Linked DNA regions of Homo sapiens: region 2 is linked to region 1. A link is a contact called in ENCODE Hi-C data. All regions are on one chromosome and are shown on one strand. Each heading gives the region's core, a stretch centred on a gene start or an enhancer-like site at or near the end of the contact. The rest is flanking DNA. Distances are from core to core; before and after follow the strand shown.

Region 1 (6,280 bases), core at 1,664-4,163:
GATGCCTGTAATCCCAGCTACTCAGGAGGCCGAGGCAGGAGAATTGCTTGAACCCAGAGGTGGAGGTTGCAGTGAGCCGAGATCGTGCCATTGCACTCCAGCCTGGGTGACAGAGCAAGACTCCATCTCAAAAATACAAAACAAAAAGCCATGGGCCCAGTGATAGTTTCCCATAACAATTCCTCCTCCATTCTGAATTTCTTATGCTTCATTTTAGTGCAAATGTGGTTCCATGAAAAATGGTAAGACACTGGATTACGCTACCAAAAGAGTTGGGTCTTGCCACTTGTGAAAGTGCAGGAGGAGCTGGCTTAAGCCCATCCTATCCCCCAGCCCCTCGACTGTCGAGGTCGGTCTTCCTTTCTGTTTCTGTTGCCACCACCGCACGTTGTCCCTTATGGTCTGTCTCCAAATTTACCTTCCTGTTGGAATAACCTCCCCACCGCCCTCTCCTGCCTTCTCTCTATCCCTTTAAATTCACCCTTTTCCACTGCCTACTTAAACCTTCGTTAGCTCAGCTCGTGTTGCATTTCTCCACTGGGGAAAACCTTCAGAAATGTACCATTATCTGTTGAATAAATTTCAGCTCCCCTGGCCTGGCATTAAGCCCTACGTGATGGGCTTCAGGCCAATTGTCTTCTAATCCTCCCTCACAGCAACATCAGGATCCAGTTAAACCACGATTGTTACCCCCAGACAAGAGTCAGGGCCTCCCCACCTCCTCATCTGGCCTTGAGTCATTTCTTCCTGCTGGAGTTCCTTCCCCAGCTCTGCTTATGAAAATCTGTGAAGGTGCCTTGATCTCTGAATCACCAGAGTCGGAAGACATTTGTCTTTCTTTTAAGCGCTAGCAATGTTGGTGCTTCTCTAGAGGCCCTTGACAAATACCACGTTCTGAAGTTACTGTGAAAATATCTCATTTACAAGAATTAGGCTCCGTGGTGTCTATCAACTCAGTCGATGTTCAAGAGACGTTTGTTGGAAAAGGAATATGAAGAGAAATCTAGCTGCCTGAGGAAACGGGGCGGGCCCATAGTTGCATCCGGGTCTCTGGCCCCGTGGGCTGCAGATGCCCCGCAGGCCAGCTCGGGCGGGCAGAGGGGTCATCTTGCAGGGTGACCCGCAGGCCAGCTCGGGCAGGCAGAGGGTCATCTTGCAGGGTGACCCGCAGGCCAGCTCTGGCGGGCAGAGGGGTCATCTTGCAGGGTGACCCGCAGGCCAGCTCTGGCGGGCAGAGGGTCATCTTGCAGGGTGACCCGCAGGCCAGCTCTGGCGGGCAGAGGGGTCATCTTGCAGGGTGACCCGCAGGCCAGCTCTGGCGGGCAGAGGGGACATCTTGCAGGGTGACCCGCAGGCCAGCTCGGGCAGGCAGAGGGTCATCTTGCAGGGTGACCCGCAGGCCAGCTCTGGCGGGCAGAGGGGTCATCTAGAGGCGGAGCAGAAACCTGAGAACCCAGACTCAGGGAGAGGCCGCTGGGCAGCCGGGCACTGAAGCCAGGAACACCGGCATTTGAGGTAAATGGCCAGGCCAGTGCCTTCCAGAAAGGAAGTCCATGTTCCGAGGAGTGGGAGAAACCGTTTGCTTACGAACCTTTGACCAGGAAAGCAGAGGGGCAAAGAGGCCAGTCAGAGGCAGAGAGGAGGCCCCACCGACGCAACCCTACCCGCCAATGCCCCTTCCTCTCCCTGACCCGGACCTCACGCTGAACTCATGCGCATCCGATTTCATTTAACTAAGGACATTTTTAAGTGACCATTGTGTGGAAGGCACTAGCTTAAGTGCTCTCCCATTGAGTCATGACACAGTAATAGCGACAGTGCTAACACCGTTGAATATTTTCTAGTGCCAGGAGCTGAACTGTGCCTAAATGCATTATTTCATCTAATCTTAGTAACTCAACTGTGAGGCAGGTGCTATGATTAGCATCCTTACTGAAAGTTGAGGCAATGGAGGCTTGGAGAAGTGAAGTGGTTTGCCCAGGTTCCCAGGAGTAAGTGGAGGCAGCCGCAGGTCCAGGGGTGGGGGCAGGCTGCGGGGCGCTCAGCCCCTTCTCCCCACCTTCTTCCCATTGGCTCAGTCCCTTGCATTTTCACAGGCGCAGGGGCAGCAATACTTTTTAGATTTGGGTCTGGTCAACGTTTTTGGTCCCTTGGAAAATTCTCTCCTACAAAATAGGTTATGAATGTAACCCAATCCCCATTAAGATGGTCACTCAGTGATTGCTGTGTGTGTGTGTGTGTGTGTGTGTGTGTGTGTGTGTGTGTGTGTGCGCGCGCGCGCGTGCATGCGCACATGTGCGTATGATAATTAAGTGAATTTGGAGTTGGCACAGGGTGGGGATTGGCCGTGACTTCTGGGTAGGGTAGTGGGTAACTGGAAGAGGACTGAGGCCGGGCGTGGTGGCTCATGCCTGTAATCCCAGCACTCTGGGAGGCCGAAGTGGGCAGATCATCTGAGGTCAGGAGTTCGAGACCAGACTGACTAACGTGGTCATTATAAACTGACCAACCCAGTCTCTACTAAAAATACAAAATTAGCCAAGTGTGGTGGTGCATGCCTGTAATCCCAGCTACTCGGGAGGCTGAGGCAGGAGAATCACTTGAACCTGGGAGGCGGAGGTTGCGGTGAGCCGAGATGGCACCACTGCACTCCAGCCTGGGCAACAAGAGTGAAACTCCACCTCAAAATAAAATAAAATAAAAAAGAAAAAGAAAAAAAAAACAGAAGAGGACTGAGTGGTGCTGTGGTCAAGGTGGGGGGCACAAGCTCTGTCCCTGCCCTGGCACCAGCTCCCCCTGTCCCCACTCCCGGTCTTCATTTCCTCATAGGTAAAGCAGGGAGCAGAATAACTCCCTCCTGGACTAGTACAGGGCTGGGGAGGACAACATGCGCCACACGTAGTGAGGATTTACCCGATGGACATGCTGTGATGGCTGGGACTGGTATTTAGACTGCAGCTATTAATAGAATGACATTGCAGAACTGGATTCATGATAAGGCTTCCTTAACTTTCATTTAATTCTATTTCAAATGAAATCTTAAGTATTTTAAAAAATTAAAAATATTTAGAAATAAATATTGAGGAGGTCAATGAAAAAGAATGAAGTTATTTACAAAAGAAAAACTGACTCAAGATTCATATGAGAACAACAACTACTCTTAACCTATAATGTCCCTAAGTGAATTGATTTGGAAATAGTTAGGAAAAGGAACCGCATCGTGAAAGCCATCTTGGAACTGATTAGGTTCTAACGCATTTAATGCCAAATCAGGAGAGCCAGTAAACTAAAACAATGAGATCAAAGCCGCAGCAAATACTCTGCACACCAGCGAGTCCTGACACATGGGAACTGGCGCAGGGTTCAGTCGGTCCACGGCCAAACTCAGTTTCTGCTCATGTGGGGTAGATATCAGTGCACGGAATTCCAAATTTGTTGGTGTGGTTTCCAGCGACCAGTTCCAGGCTCCCATCTGCATGCCACAGTCTAGCATCTCAATGGCAACTGGCTGACCTTGAGCCTGTCCTCGCTGATGGAGGGACTGCTTTTATCACTGTGTTTCACCTTTGCTGGGCACGACCTTCTGATCTCACTGTGGCAGTTCACAGTTAATTGCACTAAGGAAGGGCCGCATCTGAATAAGTCCCTCCTGAAGAACATGCAATCTGAATTCACATGTATTTCTCTTTAGAGTGCATTCCATGATGTTTTGCTACACACATACCCCCTAAATTGTAGTTATTTTAGATATTCTGTAGAACTAATTTATGGTCCCTGTATATTCCGGGAAGGTAATTGGGAAAGCCATTCAAAAGTGTTGAGTGGTATAGACGAGTATTTGGTCATAAAAAGTTCTCTATGCATTATTTTTCTTAGATAATCGAGAGCACATTTTATGCTGAAACTTCAGGCAAAGTGATGCATAAAATGAATCAGCATTATAAACTTGGCAACATGGGATTTTTAGTTTTATTAGTTCCCATTCAAAGGTATGACAGTCGCGAAACTCTTTTGTGCTCATTTAGAATTTCAAATGTAGGAGAATGTTAATAAGTGAATCTAATCCTTGTACTGATCCTGCTTAACAGAGCTTATTCTCCTGTTTTTCAGATGAGGAAATCAAGGCCAAGAAACTGTAACAGGTAAGTCCCAAAGTATGGAGGTGGCACACCAGGAGACAGGCCTGTCGGGCTCTTGCCACTGTGACGTCTACCTTTAATGACCTCGGTTACAGAATACCACGCACACGGAGCAATCAGGAAAGAAGGGCATTTCTTTACCACTGTCAGGTTTAAAATTCTTGTGGCTGAAAGCTCAAGATAACTCTGAAGGTGAATCAGACGCCAGCCCCACTTCAAACACCATTAGTGCTTGGCATTTCAAGCGCATGAGACGAAATTGCAATTAAGAAAACCTGAGAATCTCACTGAGCTTCTGCAACTAGCCATTATCACAAGATAAATGTCTTTTTTGAAAAACAAACTAAAAAGATGATACAGAATAAATGTTTGAATAATGTCTAAATTCTGTGGGGAAAAGAAAAGCAAGAACCCGGAGGCCTAGTCTCTCCAAATCATTTCCTTAATTTTTAAGAAAACAACAAAGCCAAATAAATAGCTTCTTCTGTGGTGTTTCTGAAAATGTGGGATTCTGAATGTGAGATCCTGAAAATCTCCAGGAACCTCCAGACCACAAAACCCTCAGCATGGCCACGGTCGGGCCACACCGTTCTGAGGTTTCCCAACTGCGCACGCCACACTCAGAGCAACACATGTACCCCGGTTCCTCGTTCAATTATTTTTCTCTGTTAAATGAGTGGAAAATAATGTCATCCATCTGGCAGGAGACTGGCTGGTGTTCTGTTTCTGGTGTTCTTTGCTCAAATGCTTCCATTCCAAGTGTTAAAAGACTATCTGTGTAAATGGTCAGGGCTCGGGGTGTCCCTTTGGGGTGATCTAAGAGAAGGTCAGGATTGAAAAGAAACATGTAAGAAATGCAGAGCCTCGAAGTGTCCCCAGAGCTGGCTCAGGTGTGACCCAGATCCTGCGGGCTGTGAGGGGCCTGGGCAGCCTCCGCAGGAGGAGGTGAGCATGGCCGTGTGTGCGGCCTGTGGGGACAAACGTGGCGGCGAAGGCTGCTGGGAGGGCTGAGGGTCCCCGGCTTCTGGGGTTGGGAAACTGGCTCTTCCTGGTGAGGGGTCCCTTTCCCTTCTGTAAGAGCAGTGGGGACCAGGTTTCCAAAACGTTGTTCAGATTTTGCAAAGTGAAAGGCAAGAGCTTGCTGTCTTTTTGACCTGCAAGGAACACCAAAGCAAATGCGACCCCAGCATTTGCCTGCCATTTCTCTCCTCAGGGCCCTTGATTCTGCAGCCTGACATTGTCCTGAAAAATCACTTTCGTTCCGACAGCCACCAACCATACGCATAAGACTTTTAAAAGTTAGGTGCAAACTACTCATGTACTATCTGCTGCATGGGAAAAATAATCAGATGGTCTTTGAGGGAAGACACACACACACACACGCACATACACACATTCACATATGTACATATACATATATACAGATACACAAACACATATACACATATCTACACATATGCAAGCACACATCCACAGTCACATACATATCCATATACAAATACACACCTACATATATGCACATACATCTACACGTGTACACATAAACACACACATAAATACACATATGCATATACATACACACATGTACATAAACATCCATACACTTACATACCACATATACATATTTATGTAGTTTTAAAGTGACCTGTTGCGGAAAGTTTTCCCTCAAAAAAGCCTTTTGGGGAGCAGGAAGGGACGATATGGAACTCAGTAAGGAGCCTGTTTCTTTCCAGATGACCAAGGCTCACATTAGGAGGTAAGAACTGTTGAATTCAGCATGGATATACTGCCTGTTCTCAAGATGGTCTTTGACAGCAAAGCCATTTTCTATGGCAGAAATTATGATCATATTATTGATTCTGAAAATTAGTTGCCAATTCTTGACTGACTTAAAGTTTTTTAACACTTTGAAAGGGATTGAGAATAGTAGTATGGTCTTTAAATAATGTTTTTGTAAAACTTGCTTTAGAAACCAAAATTTCATCTTTGTTTCTGCCTCTCTGATACTCTTTACAGAATATTGTTTTATTACTACCTGTGTTATTATGGGTAGTAAACATAAATGTCCCACTTTATGTATCAATAATAAAATAGGCATTATTTTCCTAAAAACAGCTGTACATACTGATATTTCCTGACAA
Region 2 (6,111 bases), core at 2,016-4,515, 670 kb before region 1:
ACGAGCACTTCCTGCATTCATATTCCAAAGCCTAGCGGTATCCCAGCAGGTTCTGGAACACGCCATGCCCCGTGTGTGTGGTGTTTGTATGTGTGTGCTTGTAAGCAGACGTGGCAGGAAGGGGGAGGCTCAGGGAGAGGGGAGGGCAAAAGAAATCCCAGCACCCGTTAACATAATTCCAAATGCTTTGATCTTATCACGACCTTCCTTGCTGTAACAATATTTTAAGATTGTTAAAAATTGCCACCTTATCTGTCTGGGGGTATCACCCACTGCTTAACTTATCTGGGCCCAGTTGTTTGAGAGAAATGCAGTATGGCATGACCTTGGTTTCTTAGCACCTGACTTTGAATATCTAATCAGTTGTGTGTCTCGGTGAAGCCATCCAGACATGTCACACAGGCGCCTCTGGCACCCAGCAATTCTAATGATGTTTACTTCATTCACCCCTTTTACGAGAGCTTCCAGCAGCAGCACTCAACCACCCCACCCTTCCAATCTGGGCTCCAGGGTCCTTCCAGGCCTAGAGCGTATTTTTAAATCTTGGATGCCCTTTCCATTGAAAATAATTTGGATGCCTTGAGGTCAGTCGCAAAAAGTTTTCTGAGATCATATAGAGACTTCTGAAGAGAAGCCTCAATTTGGATCAAGAAAAACATTAAACCTCATGGCTGTTGTAGTTTTCACAAAACACAAACCCTTCCCCTCCAGCAACGTCAAGTCTTAAGGTCATACAATACAATGTGGAGAACACACATGCACAGCTTCGTTAATTTTAAAAAGGTTTCTTAGAAAGGTCCCAAATATTTAATGGCCCCAGATCGAAGTAAAGTCTTAAAATCTAGAAATGAGAGAAACAGATGTCAGAATTATTAGAGTACCATATAATAAAAGTGACATAAAAGGAGTTGATTTTCTCTCTCTCAGTGACTTAGGAATCAAATTTCCTTCGTTGAGAAAGCAATAGAGTTTCCTGCCAGCCTGGCGGGCTCAACCTGGAACCTGGAAATCAAGCTGTTTTCTTTCTGGTTCTGACGCTGTCACCAGGAATAAATGTTCTACCATCGCGATGCTGCTGACTCCCAAATCTCAACCCAGGGCAGGAGGGCACCCTGGTTACTCTCTTTTCTCGTCACTATTATTATAGCATTCATTGACATGACCTGCTACAAACTGTAGTGAACTCTTTTGGACTAATTCTGGAGAATGATTTTCTGCAAAATAAGCAGTGATATTCTTCTACACTTAAGAGACCAACCAAGACCCTGTGTGCCTTTCTTGCCTCCTGATCCCCTAATAAAGCTGGGGTGGTGGGGAGGGGCCACACTGGTATCTAGGCCCCAGATGCTCTTACTGCAAAAGAACAATCCCGGTTGAGGGGGCTGTGAGGACATCCCTGAAACTTATTTTAATTGACCTGCTTGTCCCTCCCCAGATCACACAGCCTGTCCAGATGTCCGAGGTAGGGTATCCATGAGACGAGGCAGGTCTGTGCTGGGGGCACCTGCAGTGCTTCATTGGTACGAGGAAGGCGTGGGCTTCCTGGGAGAGAGTCTCCTAACCCCTGCCCTGGTGAGATGGGGCTTCACCCACGGGGAGACTCGAGGTCCCTGCAGCCAAGCCCAGCAGGAAAGAGCGTCCCCAGCACGTGAGGAAGACTGTGGCACCCAGGGGAGCTCAGTGACAGCCCCGGCGCCCACAGGTGGCTTAGTCCATCCCTGTCTGTGCTCCATCTGCTGTGCAGGCAGCTCTGAAACCCTTCAGCAACTTCTCATTGGCTCCCAGCTGGGTGCCCCTGCGTGGTTCACAACCAGGCTCCACCGAACTGGCCTTCAAAGCACACTAAACATCCACCTGCAGGAGCAGCTTTGGAAAATTATTATTTTAATTGACAAATAATAATTACACGTATTCACAGGGTTCAATGTGATGTTTTGGTCTAGTATACAATGTCGAGTGATTAAATCAAACTTATTAACATATCCACCACCCCTCTTATTGTCCATGGTGGGACACGTGAAATGTACTCCCTTAGCAATTTAGAAACATGCAACGGTCATTATTAACGATGGTCAGGAGGTCAGCCACGGATCTCAAGAGCTCTGAGCCTGAGAATCCGCCTCTGGGGGAGGGGGGCCTGACGAGAGAGGCTTACACTGAAGAGCATCTTGGCTTTGCGGAGGCTTCCTAGAGTTTCTTAAACATTGAGGGAGCCCTTGCCATTCTTCCAAGTCAAACCCTTGCACTTGGAATCCAGGTTTGTGTCTCTCTCCAACAAGAGGCCTGTGACGCTCGCCCTGCTTGTTCTGTTGAATGTTACTTTGCGAGCGCGTTTACACAACTGTCACTTGAGGTTTGTTTTTAGCTGGAATTGTCCTCTCTCCTGAATTCCTCTCACATCGCTCCCCCACTTATCTCCCGGTAAACTAAAGCCACCCCTGAATGAAGAGACAGAGCCCGAGCTGGGTGGGAAGACGGTTCACATGCTGACATTTTAGTCACTGAAGAATTTGTAATAGGTTTAGAGGCTGGTCTTCAAAAATCCTCACATGTACAACAAGGCCCCAGATTTGAGGAGGAAAATAACTCTGCAGCCCCGAGTCAGCCGTTCCCCAGCCACCTCTCCCCTCAGAGTCCCACTCTGGGGCAAGTGCTTCTGGTAGGTGTGTGGCTGTGAGGGCCCGGTATGGAGCTCCAGGCTAAATAAAGCTGCAGGAACAGAGATAAACAAGTGCTCCCAACTCAAATGCCTGCACACAATATCCTTTATCTGGGCAGAGATAGCACACCCAGGAGAGTGGCCAAGCGCCCCCCATAGACGGACCCACAGGCGCCCCCCCCCCCCAATTAATACAGAATTAATTGGGACATATTGTTAAAGGGCTAAGGCCCCTCAGAATAGATGCCAAACTCCAAGGACACCAATGTCAAATTCCAGAAGGACAGCGGCATGGGCCAATGGGAATAAACCCCAGCCGTTCCTCCCACGGGCGCTGAATCGGATCCCATAGAGCCCGCCTGCTTCACATGCTAACGTGATGATGAACGTATCCAAGTATCAGCATCAAATCCTTGAGGACTATATTTGCAATGTCATGTAAACCGTTTCAGGGAGCAAACTGTCCTGCTGTGACTTTATATTAATCTCTGGCTTCTGGCTGGTCACAGGGTGTCACATGTACTATAATTAGATTTTGGAAGTGTGTACAGGGAGGAGGAAATGGTGTAATTAAGGTAACCTATCAGATGCCCAACTGCATCCTTCAGAAAGGAGGCTGAAACGCCCGCCCTCCCAGCTTTCACACTGCCCTTCAAGGGCAGAGGCACCAGGTGCAGGAATTGCAGGCACTCCAGAGCCACCACCGCAGAGCTCCTCTTTAAAGAAACCTATTCTCCACACCAGAATCAATCCGGTGAGGTTGTTAGCTCGTGGTGCATATCCGGACAACTTAAGAGGAAAGCCGGGCAGGGCACTTAGAAACTTTGACTTTGCATTTGGGCTACAAAGTCCCATCTTCAGGATGGGGGACTATAAGGGAGTTTATGGGGATGCGGGGATCTCACTTAAATAGTCAATCCAACAAGTGGCACGGGGGCTCTAGAAGCTGATTTGGCCAAGGTGAGCTACAGCGAAGCAACACCCTGCACCTTTCTGCATCTTCCACTCAAGGATTGGCGCTTCACACCAGGCAGCTAGCTCCTAACACCCACCTCTAAGAGCAAGAAGAGAAGGAACTGAGTCTGGCAACAGAAAGTCTAACCCAAGCTGTCCAAGTCCAACCCCCGGGTATTGAGCTCTGCCCACCTAGGACTTGAGTGATCAGGCCTCAGTGGTCAAAGGAAGCATGTGGGTTCGAATCCCAGTTCCTCCTCACCTGGGCTGGGTTACTTCAGTCAAGTTACTCAACCTCCCTGTTGTAGGCCACCCGCCCTGCCTCCCTTTCTTCACCTCCCTGACTACCTCCCCTTCCCACTGCCTCTGGTGTTGGCTAGAGGATCACTTTGGCCACTGGGATGATGAGGAGTGACATGGCTGAGATCTGGGGAGTACCTGCTCACCGCCATGTGCTCCCCTGGTAACCCTCTCACCATATTTGGAGGAGCCAAGGCCACCAGGCTGGAGGAAGCAGGAAAAGGCCCAGTGGCCCTGTCATCCACCGAGCTCTACACCCCCGCAGGAGCCATTCTGGCCTGACCCTGAAGCCTGAATCAGCCCAGCCTCACCCCAGAGTGCCGCCCAGGGGACCACAGCCTCTAGGGCAAAATCAACAGTGGTTGTTTGAAGCCACTGAATTTTGGGAAGGTGGTTATACAGCAATTGAAGACTGACATAGTTCCTAAGCCTCCATTTCCTCATTTCCAGAATGAGGACAATGAAAGTCATTCCCTGAAGGGCAGTCGCCAGGACAAGGGAGGTGGCACCCCAGCCCTGAGCCTGGGCAAACCCCAGCCCCTGCCAGCCCCATCACAGAGGTGCACTGTCTCCAGCACAGTTTAAAAATGCAGCTGTCAGGCTGGGCGCAGTGGCTCATGCCTGTAATCCCAGCACTCTGGGAGGCCAAGACGGGTGGATCACAAGGTTAGGAGTTCCAGACCAGCCTGACCAACATAGTGAAACCCCGTCTCTACTAAAAATACAAAAATTAGCTGGGTGTGGTGGCACGTGCCTTTAATCCCAGATACTTCGGAGGCTGAGGCAGGAGAATCGCTTGAACGAGGGAGGCAGAGTTTGCAGTGAGCCAAGATCGTGCCACTGCACTCCAGCCTGGGCAACAAGAGGGAAACTCCAACTTAAAAAAAAAAAAAAAATGCAGGTGTCACAGAAGCTTTTCCAAATTTCTAAGTTTTAAAAACAACAGTTGGGCATGTAAGAAATACAAGCTCTACCTTTTTTTTTTTTTTTAATGTCAGAGCAAATAAAAGAATGGCAGTGAGAACTCCTTGCATCATTTCTCCCACCTTTTCATCCCCAGTGACAGTGAAATGATAGAGCAGCACTCACGGCACATCCTTTGGGCAGGTTTTGTAGCCCCCAAAGCTGAAAACGGAGGGTGAGAGAGTCCCAGGTTACTGGCTGGTGCCAGGTGCCCCAGAAGCTTATGTATCCTCCTCACACCCCACCACCCCCAAGAATGAGGCCACAGCAGCTCCCAGCCCTGCACACGTTGGAGACACCAAAAGTTTCTTCTCCCTCCTGGTCTTCAGACAAAGCCTGCACGGAGTGGGAAAGGAGATGACAGGGATCACCAACAGAAAATGCCTCAGGGCTAATTAATGAGCACCACGGAAGGGGCACCAGAAGGCATTTGCCATATTTAGTCTCCAAAAATCAAGGAAAAGGAGAAAGTTGCTTTCTGAAAAAGTACCGTGGTTTAGTGGTTCATTTCTGCACTGCATAAGCTCATGGAGCTCCTGGGCACGTGAGAATAAAGCCCTCCTTACTTTATTCTGTCAATAAGAGCTAAATTACACACAAGTGTGTAAGGAGTGGAACGTAGAAGAGAGGGAGGACGAGGAACGGGCATGGCTGAGGGGCCCGCCGTGCACCCAGCACACCCCAGGTGGCCCCACAAGGTGCTATGACCCTCTCAGCCCAGGAGCGGAGAGGAGCCGGGTTGGAACCCAGCCTTCCTGACTCCAGCGTCAGGATTCTTCCTGCTCCTCCATGCCAGCCAGGGAAAGGCAGCTCAGAGTGTCCTGATTCAGGGCTGGGAGAAACGCAGCGCACCCAGGAGCATGTCCCGGGGCCAAGGCTCCAATCCTTGCAGAGACAAAGAATCTGGATTAAATACAAATGACCCAGTTCAATCAATCCCTGGCATTCACTGAGAATTCAGGAAACAAATCTAAAACAGAACAACAAAGAACTGATATAATTGCCACGATGAAGCTGGGGCTGCAGGGATTACCTCTGTGGAATTAAGGGAAGCTGATAAGATTCTCCTCCTCCATAAGGATTATTACAAGAGCGATTGGTAAGGTCTGTTATTTTACAGAAAAATGGGTTTTGAACATGTTCTTCAGATTGTAGTGCTAAATCTCCAGGGCGTGTGACTGGAGCTTCTGTTGGAATGACATTTTTATTCATTCAGGAAGCATTTATTAAACACT

Evidence for each region. A loop is a pair of places that touch in the nucleus more often than their neighbours do. Pooled maps may share reads with other maps.
Region 2: a pooled map of heart left ventricle shows a loop between it and region 1 (2.8-fold over the local background). The contact joins two enhancer-like sites. A Hi-C loop is called at or near these places in 1 of 168 maps with a recorded cell type or tissue (gastrocnemius medialis), 1 of 37 single-sample maps with no recorded cell type and 5 of 50 pooled maps.

What each region holds. Positions count from the first base shown.
Region 1 is chr6:163,286,269-163,292,548 of GRCh38, reverse strand. All of the region lies in intron 4 of PACRG (parkin coregulated), which reads right to left. Among named protein-coding and RNA genes, the nearest start is that of PACRG-AS1, 35 kb to the left of the region's middle. RefSeq lists enhancers at 664-1,169, 1,170-1,676. Within about 2 kb of position 2,913, at least 5 of the 41 ENCODE cell types and tissues checked have a DNase peak (open chromatin) inside an H3K27ac peak, as active enhancers do; they include gastrocnemius medialis, where a contact is called at or near this core.
Region 2 is chr6:163,959,930-163,966,040 of GRCh38, reverse strand. All of the region lies in intron 4 of LOC105378102 (a long non-coding RNA gene), which reads right to left. Among named protein-coding and RNA genes, the nearest start is that of QKI, 550 kb to the right of the region's middle. RefSeq lists enhancers at 684-4,731, 5,069-5,840. Within about 2 kb of position 3,265, at least 5 of the 41 ENCODE cell types and tissues checked have a DNase peak (open chromatin) inside an H3K27ac peak, as active enhancers do; they include gastrocnemius medialis, where a contact is called at or near this core.